Regions from separate parts of the Homo sapiens genome. Here region 2 is linked to region 1. Evidence: read pairs that join two places in POLR2A ChIA-PET (ENCODE). Cell type or tissue: PC-9. All regions are shown on one strand. Links, peaks and the distances in the headings refer to the core of each region. The heading gives the core; the rest is flanking DNA.

The links. ChIA-PET counts read pairs that join two places held together with the same protein. Peaks named below come from ENCODE experiments on the same cell type or tissue, not always from the same donor. Only the 100,000 strongest peaks of a DNase experiment are listed, where the experiment ranks them.
Region 2: POLR2A ChIA-PET joins it to region 1 with 6 read pairs; 2 of 35 experiments call an interaction of 5 or more read pairs at or near these places.

Annotation. Positions count from the first base shown.
Region 1 is chr2:170,518,582-170,523,965 of GRCh38, forward strand. It overlaps MYO3B (myosin IIIB), which reads left to right. Exons shown (of 35, transcript NM_138995.5): 30 at 857-959. Among named protein-coding and RNA genes, the nearest start is that of MYO3B-AS1, 170 kb to the left of the region's middle. In PC-9, for the core only: no CTCF peak of the experiment used is centred there; no DNase peak of the experiment used is centred there.
Region 2 is chr2:170,745,530-170,750,913 of GRCh38, forward strand. The region is part of intron 1 of ERICH2-DT (ERICH2 divergent transcript); the gene reads right to left. Among named protein-coding and RNA genes, the nearest start is that of ERICH2, 22 kb to the right of the region's middle. In PC-9, for the core only: no CTCF peak of the experiment used is centred there; a DNase peak (open chromatin) is centred at 2,592.

The sequences.
Region 1 (5,384 bases), core at 184-5,183:
GGGTGTTTCTAATGTACAGCCAGGAGTAAGACTCACTGATCTGGAAGCAGTGTCTCTCAAAATTTAACATGGATCAAGGTCACCTGGACAGCTTGATAAAAACACAGATTGCCAGACCCTACCTGCAGAGTCTCTGATTCACTAAGTCCGAAGTTGGGCCCAAGAATGTTCATTTCTAGTAAGTTTCCAGGTGATGTTGATGCTACTTGTTGGGCCACACTTTGACAACCACTGATGTGAAGTGTTAAGAAGGAACTTCAGGTTGAATTAAAGTTCAGTGGAAAAGAAGGCCGTGATTGATTAGCCATGGTCACTGGAAGAAAGAATTGTATTTGTTACCCTCATTGTTGAGAAACTCATCAATAAACTGTCCTCAATCAAAATGTGGAAATAGGTTACTCCTGGAATTATTCCCTGTTTACAGTTAATCCTAGCCACATCATCACATTTTGCTCCTTGCCCTATCCACATCAGCAAGCAGCCTAGCCAGAACTAGAAGCTGATCTGCTGTCTCTGTCTAGCACAGTGTTGTTCCAGCTGTTGTATACTGCTTCTACCGGGACCCAAATCACTTGGGGCCTCTAATCTGTGCACTCTTTATATCTATTGCCAGAGAGAGGTAGCTTGTTTTCCTATAAGCATGAAAACAGTTTGCTGACTGAGACCAAGCATGGAACAAGACCTGGAATCGAGAACAGCTCAATTTTAATGACATATCCTAGAAAAAAAACCTATAGAAAGTCACGGAGTGGTATGAGGGCAGGGAGAGAAGGGCTGCAGAGAGTGTAGATGGGCACCAAAAGCTAACCCTACCTACTTCTGAACATATGCTTAGCCCTCCTTTCTTTTCTCTCAGTTCTCAGGGGCTCTGTACATCGTAGGAGCCATTCACAAGCAGAATCCAACAATGGCCGTACACAGACTTCAAGCAACTCTCCTGCTGTCACAGAGAAAAATGGGTGAGCATTATCTGCTAAGAGTTCCCTGTTGTAAACTCAGGTGCTCCATTCTAATGGATAATGAAATGGTAATGGATAATGCAACAAGTATTTCTACCACTATGGTATTTTGGTGAACTGGAGAGAGTGGAACCAAAAAGCGTTTCCAGGGCTGGGCGTGGTGGCTCATGCCTGTAATCCCAGCACTTTGTGGGGGCCGAGGTGGGTGGATCACCTGAGGTCAGGAGTTTGAGACTAGCCTGGCCCACATGGCAAAACCCCGCCTCTACTAAAAATACAAAAATGAGCTGGCCATGGTGGCATGTGCCTGTAATCCCAGCTACTCAGGAGGCTGAGGCAGGAGAATCACTTGAACCATGGAGGTGGAGGTTGCAGTGAGCCAAGATTGTGCCACTGCACTTCAGCCTGGGCAACACAGCAAGACTCTGTCTCAAAAAAAAAAAAAAAAAAAAAAAGTGTTTCCATCAGATTCTCCCAAGTCTTTATTCTACAGAGCAACGTGAACACAACCCTACTTTTTGGGTTCTCTTCATGGTTAAATCTATACTTAGCGTCATCAGGTTAAACATCCTCCCCCTGGATATTTAGCAATGTCTGAAGACATTTTTGTTTGTCACAACTTTGGAGGGAAGAGTTGTGCAGTTGGCATCTAATGGGCAGAAGCCTGTGATGCTGCTAAACCTCCTGCAATGTAGGACAAAGCCTCCCCGCAGCAAAGAATTGTCCAGCCTCAGATGTCAGTAGTCCCACAGTTGAGAAACCTACAGCCAGGCATGGTGGTATGTGCCTGGAGACCCAGGTAATTGGGAGGCTGAGGTGGGAGTATCACTTTAGCCCAGGAATTTGAGTCCAGCCTAGGAAATATAGTTAGACCCTGTCTCCATATTAAAATATGTATATATATACACATATATATATACACACACATATATATACACATATATATATACACACATATATACACACACACACATATATATATAATCTCATTTGGGGGAGATATATATATTATCTCATTTGAGTAGAAAAATGATGAGCTTCTAGAAAAACCCTAGATTTAAGCTAAAGCAAAAAGGGAGTATCATTTCCTGTTTAGCCACAGGTTTGAGTTAAATATAATTCAAAAGGAGTATAGCAGAGCTTGCCTTTCAGTGACCTCTGAGCTGCTCAAGCTGCAGGGCCCGATACCCTGGCTAAATGTAGGCTCAAGACACTTTAAGTCCAGCCAGGCCAGGCATGACACCAAGAGCTAAAGACACAAACAGCTCCTAGGCCTGTTCTTCACGGAAGCCTTTATAATGTGCCTTCTCTCAGATAAGGTTTCCAGAACCCATCATGTATGTCACCAGGAGGAGGACACAGCTACAGGAAGGAGTGGACCATGGCAAAGGGAAGGCCTAATAGAATGAAACTCACCTTTCTTATTTTCTTCCACATTGATTATGGGGAACTTCCTTAAAAGTTTTAGTCAAAGATTTCAAGAAAGAAGCAGGTCATTAGAGAGTTCTTTGCATCTTTTCACCTGGAAAAGAGAAAGTCTTAATTTACAATTTTAAACAAAATTTTAATTATTTTTTATTATTTTATTTTGTGAGATCGCTTAAGATTTTTGAGACTTGATAAATTAAATTCTTAATACTCCCCCAGTGGTCTCAAATTGTCATTGGGCTTCTTTTAAAGTAAAGTACTTTAGACTACTTGCTTAAAAAGTCAGAATAGCTCATTTAAGGGCACTTTAGGAAAAGACCTAATATCTCATATTAGAATAACAAAGTTTACAATTTCTAATGTGGTAGAAAGATCACTGAGCTTGGTTGGAAGACTTGGTTTCTGATCCCAGCTAACATTTTCCAACTGTTTGACCTTGGGCAAGTCAGTGAACCAGTTTGGAAAACAACTTCAGCCCCAGTCTGACTTCCTCAATCTCAACTGAGGTCTGACTTTACTGAGAACACCAGGACAGTGCTCTGAGCTCTTCCACCGCCCTTCTCTTCACCTTAGAATCTCTCCTTATCTTCGGCTGTCCTTCCTTCCTTTGCTCCCATCTCACAGACCCCAGATCCTCTGCCTTGTGCAGTGTTCCTGCCATCCAGGCCCTACCACTATCAGGTAGCACCTCCCCTGCTTTCCCATCTTTTACACTCTGCTATCACTTTCCATTTTGCTTATACCTCCCCCCATACTAAAAAAAAGCCTGCCCTTGGCCTGTCCTTCCTTCTTTTTGCTTTTACCACCAGACTTCCTCCAACTGCTGTCCAGGTCCACTGCCTCATTTCCTCACTAAACCAACCCCTTTCTCCCTAATCCTGAAATCTGATTTGTGTCCCTACAATGTCCCTAAAACTATTCTTGGGAAGCACAGCTCCCAGTTGCTAGAGCTTTATGTTCATCAGACTCTGCAGCATTTAGTTCCATGGGCCATGCGTGCTTTCCTTGAAGAGCCCTCTTCCAAGGGTATCTGTAGTATTGCCTTCTTCAGGTGCTTGCTCAGAGGTATTCTCAGTCTTTGTTTTCTCTGGTTCCATTCTTCTTCTCTTCCGCTTACCATTAAAATAAAGGCAATTCTCCAAGTCTTAGATTCTCTCCTTTCTCTCCTTCTCACCCTGGATGATACCATCTCTCACCAGTGTGTTCTGGTATCAAGTCTCTGCTAGGTGAGCACGAGTCGCAAGTCTCTGTTCTGAGCTCCACACTCCTACACCCAACTCACAGTGGACATATATTCCTGATTCACACACCAAGACTTCAACAGAAAAGCCCCTCCTAAAGCACCTCCTCCACTCACCCTTCCCACTTCTATGATTGACATAAACACTGTCTTGTGACCTGGCCTTCAAACCTGGCACAGTCACTCTTGACCCCTACCTCTCACTTAATCTCACTTCCAGTCATTTTCCAAATACTCTTTCCTGGTCCAGGACTGCCATTATCTCTTTTTCTTTCTCCTTCTGTCTTTACAGTCCAGCTTTCATTTCTCACACCTGATCAATTGTCTTACAACATATTCTGACTTGTTCAAAGAACTTTAATGGCTTCCTATTTTAGACCAAAAAAGGTTCCGACTTCTCAGGCTGCTGTTCCACGCCTCTCTCTAGCTCACTTCAGTTTGTCCTCCAGGCTCACCTCCACCTTGTCCCTAATACACCTTATGGCTAACCAGAATCAGACTTCTTATTGTTCTACCGGTGCACCTTCCTCTCTTCTCTCTGCCCATTCCTTTCTGTTCAGCTCTTACCTTTTGGTCAAGACACATTATCATATCCCTTTCCTCCATGAAGACCTAATTCTTTTTAATACTCCTTGAGCTGTAGCCCTTTTGTAACAGTACTACTCAAAGTGCTTTTTCACAACAGGATAATGAATTTGTGCCCAAATGTAAATCAACTCACTGCTTTCTTCATTAAGAAACTCTTGTTACTAAAAAAAATCAGCTGAACTAAACAATGTACTTGGTGATGAATTGATTTACATTCTGGCACTAGCCCCTTATGTCATTGTGAGTAGTAACAGTTCACAGACTGGGTCCTCACACCACACTTTGGTGTTTCAATCTCTCTGGTGCTCTTCATATTTTGCCTGGTGTTATGGTTGACCTTGTGCTAGCAAGTTAGCTTCTCAACAGTGAGGACTGAGTCTTACTCTTTCTTGTATCCGATATACACAATAGCTACTCAATAAGTTTATTGAGCTAACTTTCAAAGCCACTTCTCAGCACTCAGATTTTTATGAGGGAAGTGTTTTTCTTGTCAGTCTTTGGGTAGTGGCAACAATAAGAGGATCCCGAATAACTTACCAAACAGTGGGCCAGGGTATCCCTGATCCAGGGACTGGGATTCTGTTGTCCCCCTTATGTTTGTCAACTCAGTGTTCTGTGAATCAACAAGGGCTGATAGGAAGGAGTTTTTGGGCAGAGGGTGGGGTGGGAGTAGGGAGGGGTTTGGGGTGGGCAGAGTAAGAAGAGAGCTGGATTGTGTCACTGGTGATGTTCTCATTGGAAGTAACAAACATTCAACCCATAGATTCAAGGATCCCTCGAGACAAAAGGTCCAAAGACAGAAGTTCCAGGGCTCGGTCAGCCATTCAGGAATGTCAGCAAAGACACAGGCCCCTTGCATCTCTTTGCTTTGCTGTTCTCAGCATGTCAGTCATGCCCCCACTTATGGCCACGAGGTGGCCAAAGCAACACTAAACATCACTTCTTTACATGCCAATGTCTGGAGCAGGAAGACAGAAGCGGATGGAAAGGGGCTTCTTCTCAGGAGTCTCTCTCCATTTGCTAGGAGGGAAATCTTTCCCAGAAGTCACCCAGGAGACTTTTCTTGCATATGATTGGCCAGAATTTGCAGTGGTGGTTCTGCAGGAGAGCTGCAAAGGAGGTTGAGAGATTAGGCAAAGAAGAAAGGAAGAGGGAAGCAACCAACAAGG
Region 2 (5,384 bases), core at 240-5,239, 230 kb after region 1:
AATACGGACTTGATAATAGCAGAGCTGCAAGTCAAAATGAATTTACATTTGACTGTATTCAGTTTTACCACTGCATAAAAGGAAGGAAGGATGTCGTAAAAGCTGCAGGCAGTTCAGAGAAATATTATTGAAAAAGGCGGCCGGGCGCAGTGGCTCACGCCTGTAATCCCAGCACTTTGGGAGGCCAAGGCGGGCAGATCACCTGAGGTCAGGAGTTCAAGACCAGCCTGACTAACATGGTGAAATCCCGTCTCTACTAAAAATACAAAATTAGCCAGGCATGGTGGTGCATGCCTGTAATCCCAGCTACTCAGGAGGCTGAAGCAGGAGAATTGCTTGAATGATCATGCCATTGCACTCCAGCCTGGGCAACAAGAAAGAAACTCCATCTCAAAAAATAAAAAAATAATAAAATAAACATGAAAAAGGCAACAGAAGATTAAAAAAAAAAACCTACCATATCACAGGACAGAAGGAAACATGTTATTGCAATTTTTTATTAAATATAGGTAATATCTGGTTAATAATACTATTTATGTTCTTTTAAAATATGTATTTTTCTTAAGAATATATAATAATAGAACCTGCAAAATTTAAATACCTAATATAGAGTTAAAAAAAGATAAAACAAATTGCTGTATCAAAGGACAAGAAGAAAGTTATTAAAATATTGTCATATTTTGCTCACACATGTTTAGTTAGTCCTATTGTTAATTACTTCTAATTGCATTATTTATTAGTCCCATTGTTTATTTACAAATTTTTAAGTAATTTAAATAGTTAATTTAAATTTATGTTTGTGTGCATATAAGATCTCTGATAGTCTACTTTTGAGAATAATTTAGTAAAGCTTTTAAATAAAAATCAGAAGTAACTCCATTAATTGCATTATATATCATAATTACATTTTTCTGTTTATTTAATGAAATAAAACTTCATAGCTGACTAAAAAAAAATTCTGTTTTTTTGAGACAGGGTCTCGCTCTGTAACCCAGGCTGGAGTTCAGTGGCATGATCTCATCTCACTGCAACCTCTGCCTCCCAGGTTCAAGCAACTCTCATGCCTCAGCCTCCTGAGTATCTGGGACTGCAGGCATGGGCCACCAAACCCAGCTAATTTTTTGTATGTTTAGTAGAGATGGGGTTTCACCATGTTGGCCAGGCTGGTCTTGAACTCCTGAGCGCAAGTGATCCACCCACCTCAGCCTCCCAAAGTGCTGGGATTACAGGCGTGAGCCACTGCACCCGGCCACTAGCAACCATTTTTTAATAGGAGGTAGATAATATTTAACACTTTATGAAAGTTGACTGTAAGTGAAATATTTCATGATATAATTTTATAAAATAGGTACTAACTATATTATTTAATACAGTACACCCAATCTGAAAGAAATCACATAAAAGTTTTATCTATAGCTTTTATTTAATATATCTTTTTAAAACTGGTAATCTCAGAAATCATTCCAGTTACAGTGGAAGAATTGTTGTTATTAACTTACACTGATTTGCTATTCAAAAAGGTTTTTTCTTCCTAGCTAATAACATAGCCCTAAGGATGAGAATAGAGAAAAAGGTTCTCTAATGTTTAAATACATTTAAAAAGTCATTTTTTTTTTTTGGCCAGGCGTAGTGGCTTATGCCTGTAATCCTAGCACTTTGGAAGACTAACGAGGGAGGATCTCTTGAGCCTAAGAGTTTGAGACCAGCCTGGGCAAAGTAGTGAGACCCGGTCTCAATTTTTTTTTTAATTAACTCTAAAAAAAAATCTTTTTCTCATTAATAGTCAATAATTTACCAATCAATATCCTCACCAATATTTCTCACTAATCATCTCTTTGTTCTCCTGGACTCTCCCCCAAGAGTGATGCATTCTTGACAAAAAAAAGTCTGGGTCTTTCAACGAAAATTGTCAGTGATCTACCACCCTACTCTACAATGTATAGGAACTGAAAACACTTCAATGTGGGTCAAATGCTGACTTCCCTTGAATGGAAATATACTCAGAACAGAGAAATGTTAAATGTTTCTGTGTCTTGATCAGAGGTGACAGGGAACTGCCCTGTGGCTTAGCCCAGGTGGTATTGAGATCCTCAGGGCCACCCTGAGATTGGAGGGGGTGAGAGATTGCCTTTGTTTTGCACAGTGAGAGAAGAAACTTTGTGATGTGAATTTTAGGAAACCCCATGTAGATGTTGAGGATCTGGTAGCTAATTCCCTTCAACTCTTTTCTCCTTGGTAAGCCATCGCAGTTTGAAAACCACTGGTACAGGAGAGAAGGAGAGCAGACAGACTGAGCACATGTGGTATGAGGGAGGGCTGCACTGAGGGTCTCCTGAGATTAACCAGGAAGAATCTGAAGTGAAACTGGTCATATGTTTCCATCAGCCGCAGTCTGCTGTGCTGATACAGGCATGAAGGAGTCAGAGATCTGGATTTAACCAGGGTTGTAGATTTAACCAAGCAAGTAGTTTTGAGAATTTAAAGATGTGATACAGGCCAACAATGAACAATAGGGAAGAAAAAAAAAAAAGACCATATAAGAAAAGAAACGTCATCACAGTACACCACTAGATTGTGCAGCAACACGTTTGTATAAACTTCAGCTCCTGACTCATCATGCTCTCTAAGATCAGCCAGTCATGTTCCTGATAAGTCCATTACCCATGCAGAAGCATAAGGGATTTAAAGGTATATGCCAGGGAGTGATTAAAATGATTGTGGCCAGACGTGGTGGCTCACACCTGTAATCCCAGTACTTTGGGAGGCCAAAGCGGGCAGATTGCTTGAGCCCAAGAGTTTAAGACCAGCCAGGGCAACATAATGAGACCCCATCTCAAAAAAAAAAAAAAAAAGATAAAAAGAAAAAAAAGCCGGATGTGGTGGCATGCACCTGTAGTCCCCACTACTTAGGTGGCTGAGGTGGGAAGATCACCTGAGCCCTGGAGTTTGAGGCTGTATGAGCTGTGATGGCGCCACCGCACTTGAGCCTGGGTGACAGAGTGAGACCTTGTCTCAAAAAAAATGTTTTTTTAATGATTGAACATGGCATTTTAGCTAGGTAAGAAAGGCTGTGAGGACCCTAGGGGAGGGGAGAAGGTTCAGTGAAAAGGTAATAGCATCAGTGAATTAAAAGTTTAGTGGGAAGGAAAAGTTATTAGAGGTGGAGTCCCATAGGAAGTGAGCTGAGAAAATAATGTTCAGCGAACAGGGTGATTAAAATGGAAATTAAGGAGGATTTTCTGTGATTGATAATAAAATCTAGGGACTGCTAATAGAAATATAAAGTGAGTAACATATGTAATTTAAAATATTCTACCAGCCACATTTAAAAAAGTAAAATGAAACAGGTGAAATTTCTTTTGATAACATTTTACTTAACACATATATGCAAAGTACTATCATTATAATATGCAATCAATATAAAAATTCATTAGATATTTCATATTCTTTACTTTTTGAAACCACATCTTCAAAATTCAGTGTATATTTTACACTTGGGTACATCTCATTTTGACCTAGACACATTCAAGGCTGCAGTGAGCTATGATCACATTGCTGCACTGAAGTGTGGCCAACAGAGCAAGACCCTGTCTCTTATAAAAGAAACAAAAAAACAGGGGGAGGGGTGTTTGTAAGATTAGTAATTTGAAACTAACCTAGATTTGATACAAATGATAGAATTCGTGGACAAGGGTATTAATGCAGCCATTATTATAATTATCATCAAGAAGCTAGAGAAAAGGTTGAGCATGTAATTGAAGACATGGAAGTTATAAAAAAGATCCATATCAAACTTTTAGAGATGAAAACTAAAATGTCTAATATGAAAAACACACAGGATGGGATTAATGTCAGATTGCACATTGCAGAAGAAATGATTAGTGAATTTGAAGACATTTTCATAGAAACTATCCAAAATGAAACACACAGAGAAAAAAATATTAAAAAAAGAAATGAACAGAATATCAGCAAGCTGTGGGACAAGGGGCCTAATACATGTGTAACTAAAGTTCCCACAGAAGAAAAATGAGGGAAGAGAGAATCGTATGTCAAGTAATAATGGATGAAATTTTCCAAATTTGATAAAATGATAAACCAACAAATTCACAATGCTCACTGTATTAGTCCATTCTCAAGCTGCTATAAACTGCCCCAGACTGGGTAATTTAGAAGTAAAGAGGTTTAATTGACTCACAGTTTCACACTGCTGAGGAGGCCTCAGGAAACTTACGATCATGGTGGAAGGCAAAGGAGAAGCAGGCGCTTTCTTCACAGGGCAGCAGGATGGAGGGAGTACAAGCAGGGGAAATGCCAGATACTTATAAAACCATCAGATCTCATGAGACTCATTCCCTATCAGAACAGGATGGGGGAACCACCCCATGATCCGATTATTCCACCTGGTCCCACCCTTGACACGTGAGGATTATGGGGATTACAATTCAGGATGAAATTTTGGGTGGGGACACAGAACCAAACCATATCACTCACCAAACCTCAAGCATAAGAAACTTGGAAGAAACTACATCAAGGCTCAGAGTAATAAAATTGCTTAAAAATAGTAATAAAGAGAGAATCATAAAAGCAGATAGAGGCAAAACAACATCACATGCAGAAAAACAAAGAACAGTATGACAGATTTCGTTTTAGAAACAATGCAAGTGTAGCATGGCAAATGAAGGTGCAAGACAATGGAGCAACATTTTTTAATGTCCTGAAGGGAGGGAAGGAGAGGGAATCACTGGCAACACAAAATCCTTTACCCAGCCAAAATCTCTGTGAAAAAACGGAAGGCAAAACAGGGACCCTTTTTAGACATACAAAAGCCAAAAGAATTTATCATCACCAGACCAGCACTACAAGAAATGCTAACAGTAATCCTTCAAGCAGAAGGAAAATGCTACCAGATATAAATCTGCAACTACATAAAGGAATGAAGTATAGTGGAGATGGTAACTATGTGGGTAAATATAAAGTTTTTTCTTATTATTTAAATCTCTTTAAAAGATAACCAACTCTTTAAAGCAAAAAATAAGACAATGTATTATCTATTTGGAAACTAAATGTAAATATAACACATATATATAACACATATAGAAATATAGGACAACAAAAGCACAAAGGACAAGAGGGGAGAAAAGGAAGCATGTTTTACATTTCTTATATTCTACGTGTAGTGGTATATTACTCAAAGATAGATTGTCATAAGTTAAAGATGTCTACTCTATGCCTTAGCAATCACTGAAATAATACAGCAAAGAGTTATACTAATAAACCAACAAAGGAGATATAATTTAATCATAAAAATAATTTAATCCAAGACAATGAAGAAAAATAGGAAAAAGGGAATAAAGAACAGGTAGGATGAATAGAAAACAAATAAT